2 separate regions of the Mus musculus genome follow, and region 2 is linked to region 1. A link is a contact called in ENCODE POLR2A ChIA-PET data. All regions are on one chromosome and are shown on one strand. The core of a region is the stretch at or near the end of the contact, and the rest is flanking DNA. Distances in the headings are between cores, read along the strand shown. Region 1 holds the start of Ccnt1 (cyclin T1). Region 2 holds the start of Ddx23 (DEAD box helicase 23).

Region 1 (7,832 bases), core at 3,838-6,337:
ATAGAAGACAGTCTTAAGGTTACTGTTGCAGCGATGAGATACCATGATCAAAGCAACTTGGGAAGGGAAGGGTTTATTTGGCCATTATACACCCACATCAAAGTTCACCATTGAAGGAAGTCAGGAACATGGACTCAGAGCAGGAACTGGGAGGCAAGAGGTGCTGCAGAGGCCCTGGAGGGGTGCTGCTTACTGGCTTGCTCCTCCTGGCTTGCTTAGCCTGGTTTCTTATAGAACCCAGGACCTCCATGGGCTGGACCCTCTCCCATCAGTCACCAATTAGGAAAATATCCTACAGCGGATCTTAATGGAGGCATTGGAGGTTCTCTCGTTTCAGATGATTCTAGCTTCTGTCAAGTTGACATAAAACTAGTCAGTACAGGAGCCAGGTTTTTATAAAGTGCAGTCTATGTGTGTGCTGCAAAGAAATTAAGGGAGCTGGAGAGATGGCTCAGCAGGTAAGAGCACTGACTGCTCTTCCAGAGGTCCTGAGTTCAAGTCCCAGCAACCACATGGAGACTCACAACCATTTGTATGGGAACCAATGTCATCTTATGGTGTGTCAGAAGGGAATATATTCACATACATAAAATAAATAAATCTCTAAAAAAAGAAAGAAACTGAGGAGGATTGAATGCTGTGTCCCAATGAGCTGGTGTCAAGCATTTGTCCACTAGTTCTGTTTGTTTTCTTTTATTTATATATTTTTTAAATTTTAGTTTTGAGTGGGTGTTAGGGCCTTGGTCTGGCGATTACTATGCCATGAACTACATTTCCAGCCCTTAACAGTAGTCGTGAGAAATGAACTGGGTAGCGGCACCTCAGGCTACCCATCTTCGTTTCTGGTAAGGTAGTCCCATAGACCAGGGGCAAGTAGGTTGAAGCAGCCAGGAGAGGCTACTACAGGCCTGGAGTGCGGGCAGTTTGTGAGTTTTCTAAAGGATGTGCTTTCTACTAGAGGGGACAGAAGACTTCTTCATTTGAAAGCAAGAATAGTCTCATCACATAATGCTGAGACCTTGTGCGGTGGTGGTGGGTGGGGTTTGCGGGCCGGAAAGAGATGCTGATACAAGACTAAGGGTTCCTAGGGTTTTTATGGAGAGATAAACAGAACTTTGGTGGAATTAGAAAGACCAGAGTGGGTGCGTACCCGGGGAGCGAGCCGTCTGCCATGCTTCAATCTTGGGTTTTTACTTCTCCGCTCCGCTTCCCCATCCCACAATGCCTTGCTCAGTGCCTTGCCACACTTAATGTCTGTCCTTCATTACATTTCCGTTCCGTTCTACCGGAGATCCTTTCTCCTCCACCTTTATGCTTTCAACGTTTTAAAAAAGATTTATTTACTTTATGTATGTGAGTACACTGACACTGTCTTCAGACACACCAGAAGAGGGCATTGGATCCCATTACGGGTGGTTGTGAGCCACCATGTGGTTGCTGGGAATCGAACTCACAGAGATCCACCTGCCTCTGCCTCCTGAGTGCTGGCTGGCTCAAACTATGTATCTTAATAATGCTATGAAGTAACAGGAAGTGGAGCTGAGTGGCGGCTGTCCCTGCTGTGCAAACTTAACTGTGCTAACAATTGGTCATGAAAGAACATCTCTAACTCTGCTCAGAAAGGAAATGACTCGGAAGTGGCTAAGACTCTCTTAGGAAAGGCATGGCCCTCTGCCCACCGTGCTGAGTCCTCCTTACTTGTTTCTTGAGCTGTGTTTCTCTTTTTACTCTGAAAGTAATGTTGATATCCTAGTAGATATAAGTTGAAGAAAGCCATCTCAGCATCCCCTTCTCTTTAGAATGTCTACACTGGAGCTCCAGGTTCTAGTAACCATGGTAAAGGCTTGGAGCGTTACCGTAACTGGCAGTTCCTTTGTCCAGTAGAGCACAGGATTTGTGGGTTCTCCATGGAGCTGCAACTGCGTGAGCTAAATAATTCCAGGAAGCTTGAGGTATCAAGGATCATTACTTTTTCTTTTATTTTCAAGACAGAGTTTCTCTATGTAGCCTTAGCTATCTTGAAACTTGTTATATAGACTAGGATGGTCTCAAACTCACAGAGACCCACCAATCTCTCTGCCTCCTGAGTGCTGAGACTAAAGGTGTGTGCCAGCACAGCCGGGCTTATCGAGTTGTTTAATTAATTTACGTTACATTCAAATTGCAGTGCACACACACACACACTTTCTCTCTCTCTCTCTCTCTCTCTCTTTTTTTTGGAGACAGGGTTTCTCTGGTTGTCCAAGAATTCACTCTGTAGACCAGACTGGCCTTTAACTAAGAGATCCACCTGCCTCTGCCTCCCAAGTCCTGGATTAAAAGTGTGAGCTAACACTGATGGCCTGCAGGCTCATTACCTTTTATTTTTTGTTTTTTCTTTTTTTGCTCATTACCTTTTAAAAAAACTGCTGTCATCCTTTGAGAACTTTGTGCAATGTATTTTGATCATCTGCATCCACCCCCACCTCTTCCATCTCCCCCAGATGCCCTCCATTTTGTCCTTCCTAACTGCATGGCCTCCTTTCCCTATTCAGTGACTCTAGTTAGTGCTGCCTAGCTGCACATGGGTGTGGGGTCATGGGCAACTGGCCAGTGGTCACTTTCCCCTCAGCAGCCATCACCCCTGTCCTGTCCTTGCTGGACTCTTCACTGGCCTGACTGGTGCAGGTAAGCACAGCTGTAGTGAGCTGCTGTGTACGGTAGCCAGGTGGCATTCCCTATCTATCAGCATCCTCCCAAGCCCTCCCCTTTTGAGACAGGGTTTTACCGTGTCTTGGAACTCATGAAGTAGACCAGGCTGGTCCTCAAACTCAGAGATCTGCCTGCCTGCAGGACAGCTAGGGCTGTTACAGTGAAAATCCTATCTCAAAAGGCTTTGAGGGTGTGTGAGATGGCTCGGTTGAGTAAAGGTGTCTGAGTTGAGCCTGATGACCCATGTTTAATCTTTGGTAAACATGGTCCTGTGGTAGAAAGGACGCTCTAGAATTATCCTCTGATGTCTAGCCTTACACTGAGGCATGTGAAAGCTATGTTGTGTATGCACAGCACATGTATATACACTCAAGTTTTTAAATTAAAAAAACTCCCTGAAGAAGGAATCTTGGAGAGGGGAGGCTGGGGAAGACTGGGAGGAGAAACTGCAGTTGGGGTGTATATGAGAGGAAAAAACTGAAAAAAGAGACAGTGACATACATAAAACATGGGAACTTCTTTTTTTATATATATAATTTATTTTTTTTGGAGACAGGATCTCTCTATGTAGTCCTGGCTCTTGTTATGTATCCCAGGTAAATATCCCGCTCAGGTTGGAAAGCTGGAGCGGGGCTGCGACTTAACAGAGGCCTTGAACTTAGAAAATTTCCACATGGTGCTGGTGGTAACTTTCCACATGGTAGAGGCAGTTTTGATTCATCCATGAGCAGATCCTAGGATACTTTTGGGCTTCTAAACTATTTAGCCTTGGGGCACTTGAGGTCGTCAGGGGATAACTGGCTAGAGTCAGTTCTCCTCGATCTATGATGGGGGGGGGGGGTTCTCGGGGATTGAATTCACACCAGAGTTGACAGCAGCCTCTCCTACCTGCTAAGCCACCTCGAGGGGACCCTCATTTATGCAGACACATTTCCCAGAGGACTTCTGGCGAAAAAAATAGACCCCAAATCTTCAAGATTGATTGCCAATCCCCTTGCTAGTGGGTGGATACAGTGGGCTCTTGGTAAACAAAAGATCTAGAGTTTGGGATTGTGTGAACATCAATACCGAGTTCAAGGCAGCGACCGAGGCCCGGGGACAGAGACACCCTGGTGCAGCCAGGAGGCTGAGGCGGACATCGGCCCCAGCTTGCTTTTTACAACCTCACAAAGTGGACCTGGGAGTGAGGCCAGAGCACAAATTATCTCTTGATCTCCTTCTTCTGATAATCCTCCCCAATGCAGGACACAAATTATCTCCTGATCTCCTTCGCTTGATAACCTTTCCCTACGGGGTGGGTTTCCTAGAACTACTGACCTGACGCGCAGGGGAGCTTGCATAACCTTGGGCCCTCCCTGACTGGATGTTTGGAATCTGAGCCTGCAAGCTTATCGCCTTCACTGACAAAGAGAAAAGAATGCAAAAGAAAAAAGGCCTCCAGACCTAAACGATAAACGATCGGTGGTGTCCTTGAGCGTGGCGGGGTGGTGGTGCAAGCCTTTAATCCCAGCACTCGGGCAAAACCCGACGCCCCTCTGAGCTCCAGGGATGACAAAAATAAGAAAGGAAAGAGAGAAAAAGACCCCTTTACCCGGGGCTGGAGAGATGGCTCAGCGGGTAGGGGCACTGACTACTCTTCCAGAGGTCCTGAGTTCAATTCTCAGCAACCACATGGTGTCTCACAACCATCTGTAATGGGATCCGATGCCCAATTCTGTTGTCTAAAGACCACTACAGAGTACTCATATACATAAATGAAGATAAATAAATCTTTAAAAAAAGGCCCCTTTACCCCCCCCCCCCAAACACTCAAACGAAGCTCAGTGGCGTTGATTTTATTCCTTCCAGATGATTGGCCGCAGTGAAACGGGAGGAAAGGCTGCTACAAAATAGGAGAGCGGTTTCCAAACGCGCCGGAGTTCTCCATGCCGGAGCTAAGAACCCAGGAACCTTTTAGTGGCTTTCGCGTTTCTGCACGGGGCAGGGCCACTCACTGTCTCGTCCTTTCTCGGTTTTCTGAGAGTCTCGCCTATTTCCCCTGCCACTTTTTCCGTAAGCCCGGTGTTACAAAGGGGCCTCCATCACGCACGTCCTCGGAAACTACCCAGCCAAGCGCAGCGAGCGTTAACTAGAGGCCCGCCGGTGAGGCCCCCTTACCGCAGTTCTCGCGCGGAAAGACGAGACCTTTAAAGAACGACGTCAGATAGTCCCGCCCACCTGGCGGTCACACGACCGGATCCTGCGTCCCGGCCGCCGGTCCGTTCTTAGCCGCGGACTGGCTGTGGATTCGTCTACGGGGTGTCGGAGGGGTCATTCCGGAAGTCGGCGCTGGAATCTTCGGCTTTCTGGGCGGAAGTGTGTCACAACCTCGGTGGTCGCCCCTTGGAGGAAGTTCGTCACGTCGCAGTAGTCTCGGCACGGCGGATGTGTGTCGCCGCTCCGGTGACGCTGGGAAGTGCTCGCAGCCCCCGCCGCTGCCTCTTGGTTGAAGCACTATGGAGGGAGAGAGGAAGAACAACAACAAGCGGTGGTATTTTACTCGCGAGCAGCTGGAGAACAGCCCGTCGCGTCGCTTTGGCGTGGACTCCGATAAAGAACTCTCTTACCGCCAGCAGGCGGCCAATCTCCTCCAGGACATGGGACAACGTCTGAACGTGTATCCTTTCGGCCTAGGCCATCGGCCTCGGAGTGCGTCCGGCCATGCTTCGACGTCCGGGCCGGCGACGCTGGTGGGGACAGAAGCGGGTGGGGTGGTGGCAGGAGCTGGGCGTCTAAGTTGGGAGAACCCACAATGGCGCTCGCTGGCCGAGCCACTGTTCGCGCGAGGGAAGTGAGGCGGAGTCAATTTCCCGCTCGCTCACCGGTGCCACCGGCCGGGCTGCCGACTCGTACCTCTCCTGTCTTTGTGTTTTCGCTGCTCCTTCCCAGCCCCCGTCCTCTGGATTCTGCCCTGTTTTAGTGGCTTTTGAGAGTCTTCTTTCTGCTGTGACCTAAGGCTCCGTTTAGGACGTTTCGCTATCGACTCTGCCTCCCCAAAGTGTATAAAAAGGGTTTCGGGAAATTCTGTACGCAAAGGACTTATGAAGGTGGTCTGGAATTGCTGCCCCAGTTTTGGTTCCAAGCCCGTTTCTCTCACTAGCTGGCTAACCTGTCAGATTCTCGTTTAAAACAAAATGTCCCAATGTCTGCCACCACGCTTGATATTCAAACGTTCTAGTAGCTGTTTCATGGAATTTAAGAGGAAAAAAAGATGTCAACTTAGGTTTGGGGGGAGGGGATATACAAGTTGGTATGCTTAAAGTAGTTTTCAGAATATTAAGTCCTTGCTTCTTTGGGCACTAGTGATAGTTTATTCATTAGGTTTCAAAATTTAGAGGTAATGTAGTTTAGTGATTTCCCCCCTCCCAGTTTTTCTTATGAAAATACAGTCTTGTGGCAAAACTAATAGTTTTAAAGTTCTTTCCGTTGTCCATATATATATATATTTTTTTTCTTTTTCTTTTTTTTATTTTACTTCCACTTATGTAGCATTTATTTAAGAGTGATGCTGAGGGCTAGGCCTGGTGTCCTGTGCCTTTGATCTGAGCTTTGGAGAAGTAGAAGCAGGCCAGAATTTCCATGTAAGACCCTGTCTCCAAGAAAGAAAAAAAAGTGCAGAGTTTAGGTCTCTAGTGTTTTTAAGTCTGAAGGTTGTATGTTGTATAGGTGTTCTCTTTATTGCCAGTTGTCTCCTATTGAAATCCAGTTTCCCAAGCATTTGGTCAGTGCACGATCAAACCTCTCTGAGTTTCTGTCTGTGTTTACGGCACCTTTTAAATGTGTGTTTAAGCTTGCCGCCATCATATTGTCACTTCTATGCAGACTGTTGCTGAGGTCTGTGGGAATAAGTACTCTTACGTTTTGGGGAGGTTGGAATGGTACCCGTACAAAGGAAGGCAGGGGTTTATTTTCAGTGGATGACTATCAAATGGTTTCAAAGGTTTTATACTTCAGAGGTCATGTAATATTTCCTGAAGGAATCAGAACTAAGCAGGGTGTGGTGGTGCGTACCTTGAATCCCATTGCTCAGGATGGGGAGGTGAGCAGATCTCTACTTCTGATGCCAGCCTGGTCTACACAGCACGTTTTAGGACAGTCAAGGATTCATAGAAAAACCCTGCCTTGAACACTGCCCACCCACCTCCTCACCTCCCCCACGCCCCCCCCCAAAAGAAAGTAGAACTGGAAAACTTAATTATTGAAGTTTAAGAAGGTGAGAGAGAGAAAAGTTCCAAGAGCCTAGTAAGGGAAGGCCTGGTAAATATCCTTAAAAAGTTATTTTTTGTGGGGCTAGAGAGATGGCTCAGCAGTTACAAGCACTTACTGTTTAGGCAGGGCCTATATGGCAGCCCACAGTCGTCTATAGCTGCAGTTGTAGGGTAATCTCATGCCCTCTTCTGACCTCTGTGGGCACCAGACATGCCCTTGGTGCACATACATAGAATCAGGCAAATGCTGATACACTTTAAAATTTTAAAGTTATTCTTGGCCTGACAGAATGGCCCAGCGGGTAAAGGCACTTCTCGTCAAGCCTGGTAGCCTGAATTCCATCCCTGGGACTCGGGTGGGAAGATAACCGACTCCTGCAAGTTGCCCTCTGACCACCATACTCATGCTATGGCCAAAAGTAAATGTGATGAAGTTGTCCTGAGCTAAAGGATCGTCTTTGCAGAAGGCAAGTGACAGGACAGGAAGCCTGAGGTCGTATGCAGCTTTGTTTGTACTGATTTACAACTTGCTACTTGTTTTGTTTATTCAGTCAGTAAGTTCATATTAAGTACCCGTTAGGTAGAGCACATGTTGTCAATTGGCAGTTAATTTCATTAGAGAAGGAAACGAATCTGCTGTTGGGTTGGAAGAGTTAAGTTTTACTCCCCTGTGGGATCATCTGTTTAGCTTGGCCATTTGTTACTTTGGGGGGAGATTATATTGTCTGCTTCTGAACCTTAACTCGAGCACTTCAGCTCACAACTGACGATCAATACTGCTATAGTATACATGCACCGATTCTACATGATTCAGTCTTTTACACAGTTTCATCGATATGTAAGTATAATTTTCTATGGTGAAATCCCTTTGGGTTTGAGTGTAGCTGCCTACTT
Region 2 (7,832 bases), core at 2,955-5,454, 95 kb before region 1:
AGGAATTTCTTGAGCCGCTCTTCCTGTCTCTACCTGCTAAGTGCTGGGACTCCAGGGCTGTGCCACCATGCCTGGGTACCAAGCCTAGCTTTGAAATGCACACTTAAAATTTGTTTTCTTTTCTCTTTTGTCTTTTCTCCTCCTCCTTGTCCATCTTGCTTTCAATCTCGCTCTCTGAGCTCTCTCTCTCTGAGGGAGCTCCCTGTTGAGTTGTTACCCAGGATGGACTCCCACTCTGGGCTCAATGGTCCTCTCAGGCCAGCCTTCTGAGGAGTTGGCACTTGACACTATATTTGACAACATAATATGCTTTTTTCTTGTTTGTTTGTTGTTTATTTTGTGGAGAGGGTAGGAGTTGAGACTGGGTCTTGTTTTGGTTTTGGTTTGTTTTCTTGGTTTTTGGAGACAAGGTTTCTTTGTGTACCTCCCCCTGGCTGCCCTGGTTCACTCTGTAGACCAGATTGGCCTTGAAGTCACAGAGATCTGCCTGCCTCTGCACCCGCTCCATTGCTGGGATTAAAGGTATGCACAACCACCACCTGGGTCTTATGCAGCTTATATTGGTCTTGAACTCACTATGTAGCAAAGGGTAACATTGAACCAATGGCTGATATTTCTAACATCACAAGTGCTGGTAGTACAGGCATGCATCAAGAATATAACTTTTAAGTGCCTTTCTAGCTCATCCTGTAAGGCAAGGAGTATTATTTTTGTTTTATAAATGATGCAAAAAATACTATATACTATATAATATGCATGTTATATGGTATATGTATTATGCGATCACATATAATATAAAATTCATATAGTATATAATATGTTATATAATAATGTTATATAATATGCTAACACATATATGCATATACTATATTATATATAGTATATAATATGCAGAATATCATACTGCTAGTGACTGAGTCAGGATTCAAACCTAGCCTCACTGTTAACTATATTACACGAACCCTTTATTTTTAGCCATGTTGCTAAATAGGAAACTGGCCTTGATCCTTACTAAATATAATCTTGAGGGCTAGAGAGTGGCTCAGTGGTTAAAGTGCTTGCCTTGCACACATGAGTTTCTGAGTTCAAATCCCTGAACCCACATAAAGCTGCCTTGCTACATGTCCATAATCGCAGCACCTTCACAGTGTGATGGAAGGTGGAAACAAGATGACAGACAGCCAAGGACTGAGACTGTGGGTTATCATGTGATCTCCATGTGTGTGGCAAGCCTGTGCCTATACACATGAACGCACAATACACATAACACCCAACACAAACACAGCAACAATAGTCACAAGAATAATTTGTAAGAGAGCTAGAAAAGCAAAATCAATCTTGCAGATTGGTATCTTTCTTAGCTGTGTCCTGAGAAGTACAAAGTACTAGGAGAGTGCCACTGTGAACTCAGACAAAGCACTAGGAGAGGGCCACTGTGAACTCAGACAAAGCACTAGGAGAGGGCCACTGTGAACTCAGACAAAGCACTAGGAGAGGGCCACTGTGAACTCAGACAAAGCACTAGGAGAGGGCCACTGTGAACTCAGACAAAGCACTAGGAGAGGGCCACTGTGAACTCAGACAAGCCTTTTCAACTTTCTGAGTCTCAATTTACTCTTTAAAAAAAAAAAAAGATTTATTTATTTATTAAGTGTAAGTACACTGTAGCTGTCTTCAGACACACCAGAAGAGGGCGTCAGATCTCATTACAGATGGTTGTGAGCCACCATGTGGATGCTGGGACTTGAACTCAGGACCTTCAGAAGAGCAGTCAGTGCTCATAACTGCTGAGCCATCTCCCCGGCCCCTCAATTTACTCTTTTAAAAAAGTGTTCATTTAGGACTTGGAGAGATGGCTCCGTAGTTATGAGCACTGGCTGCTCTTCCAGAGGGTCTGGGTTTGATTCCCAGCACCCACATGGCAGCACACAACTCTCTGTGACTCCAGTTACAGGGGACCTGACACCCTCTTCTGGCTTCCTTATGTCCGAAACTCCATATGGTTCACATATATACATACAGACAAAAAAAAAAAAGGAAAAAAAACAACAAATCATACACATACAACCAAAATAAATAAATCTAAATAATCAATAATTGTGTATGTGTATACAGAATAGTATTTTGAAATAAGGAAAGGTAAGGTCTCAGAGATCAAGTGAACCCCTGGGCTTCAGATCCCCTTCTGTTCTTCAACTTTGTGGACTTGGAATGGAGATGTAGTGAGCTATACTTTCCTTATCACTAAGGTCATGCGCAGTTCATAGTTTTATGATGACTAACACAAGAAGCCTTAGCCTAAGTGTCAAGCCTGGAGCCAGACACTTGGAAGACTGTCAAACAATAACGGAAGGTTTTAAAAGTTCCAACCAATCCTTGGTCAGTCAAGTTTTTGGTTTGTGTGTGAATTTTTTTCTTCTTTTTTTAAAATTTTCTTTCTGCCGGGCGTGGTGGCGCACGCCTTTGATCCCAGCACTAGGGAGGCAGAAGCAGGCAGATTTCTGAGTTCGAGGCCAGCCTGGTCTACAAAGTGAGTTCTAGTACAGCCAGGGATATACAGAGAAACCCTGTCTCGAAAAACCACAAAAAAAAAAAAAAATTCTTTCTTTCCTTTTTATTTTTTATTTTCTTTAAAAGGGGGGGTGGTGGTGTTAGGGTTTAATTCTGAGAGTGGAGAGCCCTCTAGTGTTCATTATACCCAGTAGATTCAGACTGACCAAGTCCTCCCTGCACTAGAATTTGCAATATCAGAGGCTACAAGAGCTCTCCAAAAGTCTCCTTATAGGACATTGAGCCACTGTCAGCGTAGCTGAGTTTTTTAGTTAGGGTGTATTCTGAGACCCTGTTTGAGAACTGAAAAAATACCCAGAGTGAAAAACCAGACCTGGGGCTAGAGAGATAGATGACTCCGTGGATAAGAGCACTGGTTTTTCTTCCAGAGGACCCAGGTTCATATTCCCGGCATCCATAGGGCAGTTCACAACTGTCTATAACTTCAGCTCCAGGGGATCTGACACCCTCACACAGACATGCATGTAGGTAAAACACCAATGCAGATAAAAATAGAATAAATTTAAAGTAGAAAGACCAACAACTATGTGGGATTAAAGCAAACCCGAGGATGGAAAATGTAAAAGGAGGCAGTGGGTACCCTGGTTAATCTCAACCATCCTACCTCGCACAATGTTGTATTCTGTTTCAGCGGGTGCTGACGGTACTGTTTGAACCCAAGAGAAAGGAAGTGGGTCTACGACTAGAAGAAAAATTCGGTGGACTGATGTATGGAGAACCTGAAGGAAGACATCAACAATAACAAGTAGCCCAAGTGGGCAGTTCCTGAAGACCAGGGAAACGAGGAAGCAAGGTCCCATGAGGAATGTTGAATAAATAGTAAGATACTTGAGGGGGAAGTCCTTCCAGGGAAACCTCTGAAATGTTAGTTTATTATTTATTGGGAGTAGGGGGACAGTGGGTACCCTGGGGTTGTTCAGGCATTCATCCTGCCGGGGCCCCAAGGTTACTCCTGTGACTGGAGTAGTTCTACTGTGAAAACTGTACTACCTTCATTGTGAAGTACTAAGCTACTCCAGTGAACTAATCTTTAGTTCATTATCTTCCATTCATCCACGGAGGCAATAATCTCTCTCACAATTTTTATAAAAAACACTTTTCAAAAAAAAAGGGGGGGGGCTGGCGAGATGGCTCAGTGGGTAAGAGCACCCGACTGCTCTTCCAAAGGTCCAGAGTTCAAATCCCAGCAACCACATGGTGGCTCACAACCATCCGTAATGAGATCTGACTCCCTGGTGTGTCTGAAGACAGCTACAGTGTACTTACATATAATGAATAAATAAATCTTTAAAAAAAAAAAAAAAAGCAAATTATTTGTTACCGTATAAACTTTCTCGCTGAAAGCTGCCAGCTTTGACTGAAATCAACTGCAATACCTACTAGAAGATTCCAGAAAGACTGCTGCGGAAGAACCTTGTAAGTAGAAAGACAACACTTGGAAAATTCTTTCTCCTACAAACACCGAACCTTTGGCAAACCACATTACCCAGAAGACCTTACGGCCTGGCCGGCCCTCGCGCCGTGCATTCTGGGATTGGTAGTTTTCAGGGCCTATTCGTCAGCTCGCGTGGTGCAGGCCCAGGAACTCCCTTTCCCGGCTTGCCGCGCGGCCTGGGTGCTCCTCCGTGATCTGGAAACGCGAAAGATGGCGACTGTTCGGCGACGTTGAGGCCGCGTTAGGCGGTTCAGGCGCGGGGTGGTGAGTCTTGGCGGTGGAGGCGGCTCCCACGAGTTTGGAGAGTGGGTGAGGAGCGGGAAGATAGCCGTAGCCTCAGCCCGGAAGGGGAAGAACGCCTCAGGGAAGGGGCACGAGCCAGGGCAGCTCCGGCGGGCAAGAGTGAAAGGGGCGCGGGCCCCGGGAGCAGTGTTGGCTGCCCAGGGCACAGGCCACTTCCAGGACTGTATTATGAGCCTAGACTTTGGCCCGTGGACATCGCCCTTGTTATACGTCAGTCTGACTTAATTCTTGTTTCCTTACTTCGGCCAGACAGGAACTCTAATGTGCTCCCAGAACCCACCCCATGCCTTCCGGCTCGGGGTTGCCAACTAGTGCTTCGGCCGGAGATTAGTTCTAACCCTAACCCACAGTTGCACATCTTCAAATTCTACTCGTACTTTAAAACGAGCCACTTCCTCTGTGGGCCCTTCCATATCCTCTTTACGAATGGAAAGGACCGGCAACTTTGGATTCTTCGCCTGAACGTTCTTATCTTGGCGTGTCTTGTGCCATCTGCTGCTTCCTGTGGACAGAATTTCATTTTGTAGTTTCCACGGGGCCTACAGCTGAATGTTGCATATATAGTAGCGCTTGATGAACAATTAAATGAAAACAATTGGCCTTTGCCCTACAGAGAACTGGGAAGCACGGCCAGGGTCTTTTGGAGCCCGGGTCTTTTGGAGCTTAAGCTGGCCTTGAATTCAGTATGCAGCCTAGTCCATTTTGTCTTTGGACGCTCAGTACTGCCTTCACCTTCCTAGTGCTATGATTACACTTGTAGACTATTAAGCATTTTCTGTAATTAAAAAAAAAAAACAAAAACCAAGTCTACATATTTCCTTGTAAGTCACCAGAGTAATTCTTTTCAAATGTAATTTTTGGTCGTATTATACTCTGCTTAAAGTTCTCCAAATGTTCTCGTTGAGATGACGTTGAGAGTCACATGCCTTTGCACGGGCCCCTAACAGTGTATTTTGCTTCTATTGACAGTTCTCATTCTGTCCCAGACAAACGCCATTCAAGCTTAGTGTCTTCTTTATTTTCTTTCTTTCTTTTTCTTATTTAAAATCTACTTATTTAGTGGATTGAGTACATTATAGCTCTCTTCAGACACACCAGAAGAGAGCATCATATCCCATCACAGATGATTGTGAGCCACCATGTGGTTGCTGGGATTTGAACTCAGGACCTCTGGAACAGCAGTCAGTGCTCTTAACCGCTGAGCCATCTCCCCAGCCCCCTGTCTTTATTTTGTTTTCCTTTTCCTTTTTTTCCCTACAGCTGTAGTGAAAGTCACCAGTAACTTCCACTTCCCCCCCAAATCTCTAGTTCCTACTCTTGGTTTTAAGTTGAAATCCAAGCACCTTTGCCCTGGTTTCTAACAATTTCATGATTTGACTTCTCCTCATTCTTGTGTTTTTTGGGGTGGTGGTGGTATGTATGGGTGTTTTTCATGTGTTTATGTCTGTGCACCACTTGAGTGCCTAGTGTTTGAGGAGGTCACAGCAAGGCGTCAGGATCCCCTGGGATTGCAGGTGCTTGCTTGCCAGCCATCATGTGGATGCTGGGGACCAAACTCAGGTCCTCTGGTAGATCAGCCAGTGCTCTTAACCACTGACCAATCTCTCCAAGCCCCTGACCTTGTCTTTTTTGGGGGGGGAAGATGGGGGGGGGTCGAGACAGGGTTTCTCTGTGCAGCCCTGGCTGTCCTGGAACTCACGCTGTAGACCAGGCTGGGCTCGAACTCAGAAATTCGCCTGCCTCTGCCTCCCAAGTGCGGGTCTGTACCCCTTAGCCACAGTCTCTGGAGAGCGACGTGCAGAGCTGGTTGTTCCCTCAGTGCTTGCCAGCTCCATCTGTAAGCTCTCTTTCCTGATCATCCCATGGCTGTTTCTTCCACTGTCAGCTCTCAGTGTAAATGTCAACCTAAGACGTCTTCCCCAAGAGCCTCTTCTTCATCTCTCCATATCATGTTACTCCGTTTCCTTCCCTGTTTGGAGCTCACTCTGAGTAGCTGAAACAGTGTTACACTGGACTCATGCTTCATGAAGTCAGCGAGTTTGTGTTAGTTACGGTGTCGTCTCCAGGACCCAGAACAGCTCCTGGCACTAGACGGTGTTCAGCACTTGGGATTAAAAGCAGATCAAGGCAGATCTCTGTGAATTTGAGGCCACCCTGGTCTACATAGTGAGTTCCAGGCCAGCCAAGTGCCACCATAGAAAGGTGGTGTTCCAAAAACAAAAAAAACAACCAAACAACCCAAGGATGGGCTGTTTTCCTAGGGCTGTAGGAGAGACATACTGTGAAATGCATGATAGACTGACTTAGACCAGTCTCTCACTTTTTTTAGTTAATTGTGAGATAAAACTAGGTCATCTTAGCCTTCAGAAAACGCTATTTGTTCATTTTGTTTTTTCATTCTTAACATTTTCCCTTCTTTTTTTTTTTTTAAAGATTTATTTATTTATTATATGTAAGTACACTGTAGCTGTCTTCAGACACACCAGAAGAGGGAGTCAGATCACATTACGGATGGTTGTGAGCCACCATGTGGTTGCTGGGATTTGAACTCAGGACCTTTGGAAGAGCAGTCAGTGCTCTTATCCGCTGAGCCATCTCTCCAGCCCAACATTTTCCCTTCTTAGGCAATATGGCAGTCACTGGCACTGGATAGAAGGATTGCCTCAAAATGCTTAGGACACCAATACTCTAGCCCAGTCACCTGCGAATAAAATAATTACTAGTTTTTGTAGTTCAAGAACAGTTGCCAGGGGGCTGGTGAGATGGCTCAGCGGGTAAGAGCAGTGACTGCTCTTCCGAAGGTCCTGAGTTCAAATCCCAGCAACCACATGTGGCTCACAACCACCTGTAGTGAGATCTGATGCTCTCTTCTGGTGTGTCAGAAGACAGCTACAGTGTACTTATGCATAATAATAAATAAATCTTTAAAAAAAAAAAAAGAACAGTTGGCAGTGTGGTATGCTGTGCAGTGTACCCCCAGGGGGGAGGGGAATAGATCAGACTCCTGCTCAGACCTCTCAGAACAGTAGACAGTAGATAGCCCCGTCTGCCTGAAGAAGACAGACCACCAGGCTGTGGGACCTGAGGAGAGATTTGTCAGCCTGTCTGTCAGTCACCTCTGGAACTTCTAGTTGAGACACTTTCCCTTGCTTGATGTGTTGTTATGTTGAAATAATTGTCCTTTCCCAGGCCATTGAAAAGAATGTGCTTGCCCGGCAGTGGTGGCACACGCCTTTAATCCCAGCACTTGGGAGGCAGAGGCAGGTGGATTTCTGAGTTCAAGGCCAGCCTGGTCTACAAAGTGAGTTCCAGGACAGCCAGGGCTACACAGAGAAACCCTGTCTCGAAAAACCAAAAGAAAAAAAAGAAAAGAAAAGAATGTGCTTGGAGGTCTTATGCACCCTTCACATTTTTCCCATTGCTTAACTAGAGGTACTGTGTGTGTGTGTGTGTGTGTGTGTGTGTGTGTGTGTGTGTAGTTCAGAAGTTGTCATCAGAGGGCACTGTCTACCATATGTTGTGT

The links. ChIA-PET counts read pairs that join two places held with the same protein, here RNA polymerase II (POLR2A).
Region 2: POLR2A ChIA-PET joins it to region 1 with 11 read pairs in Patski. The contact joins the promoter of Ddx23 here to the promoter of Ccnt1 in region 1. POLR2A ChIA-PET finds 5 or more read pairs at or near these places in 2 of 5 experiments (Patski and embryonic stem cell).

The regions. Positions count from the first base shown.
Region 1 is chr15:98,564,991-98,572,822 of GRCm38, reverse strand. It overlaps Ccnt1 (cyclin T1), which reads left to right and starts at 5,087. Exons shown (of 9, transcript NM_009833.2): 1 at 5,087-5,347; 2 at 7,695-7,776. The coding sequence starts at 5,187. It overlaps 9330020H09Rik (RIKEN cDNA 9330020H09 gene), which reads right to left and starts at 5,499. Exons shown (of 2, transcript NR_028442.1): 1 at 5,298-5,499; 2 at 1,959-5,184. 4930415O20Rik (RIKEN cDNA 4930415O20 gene) reads right to left here and starts at 1,819. Exons shown (of 4, transcript NM_001201322.1): 1 at 1,699-1,819. The coding sequence starts at 1,777.
Region 2 is chr15:98,659,261-98,667,092 of GRCm38, reverse strand. It overlaps Ddx23 (DEAD box helicase 23), which reads left to right and starts at 4,204. Exons shown (of 17, transcript NM_001080981.1): 1 at 4,204-4,270.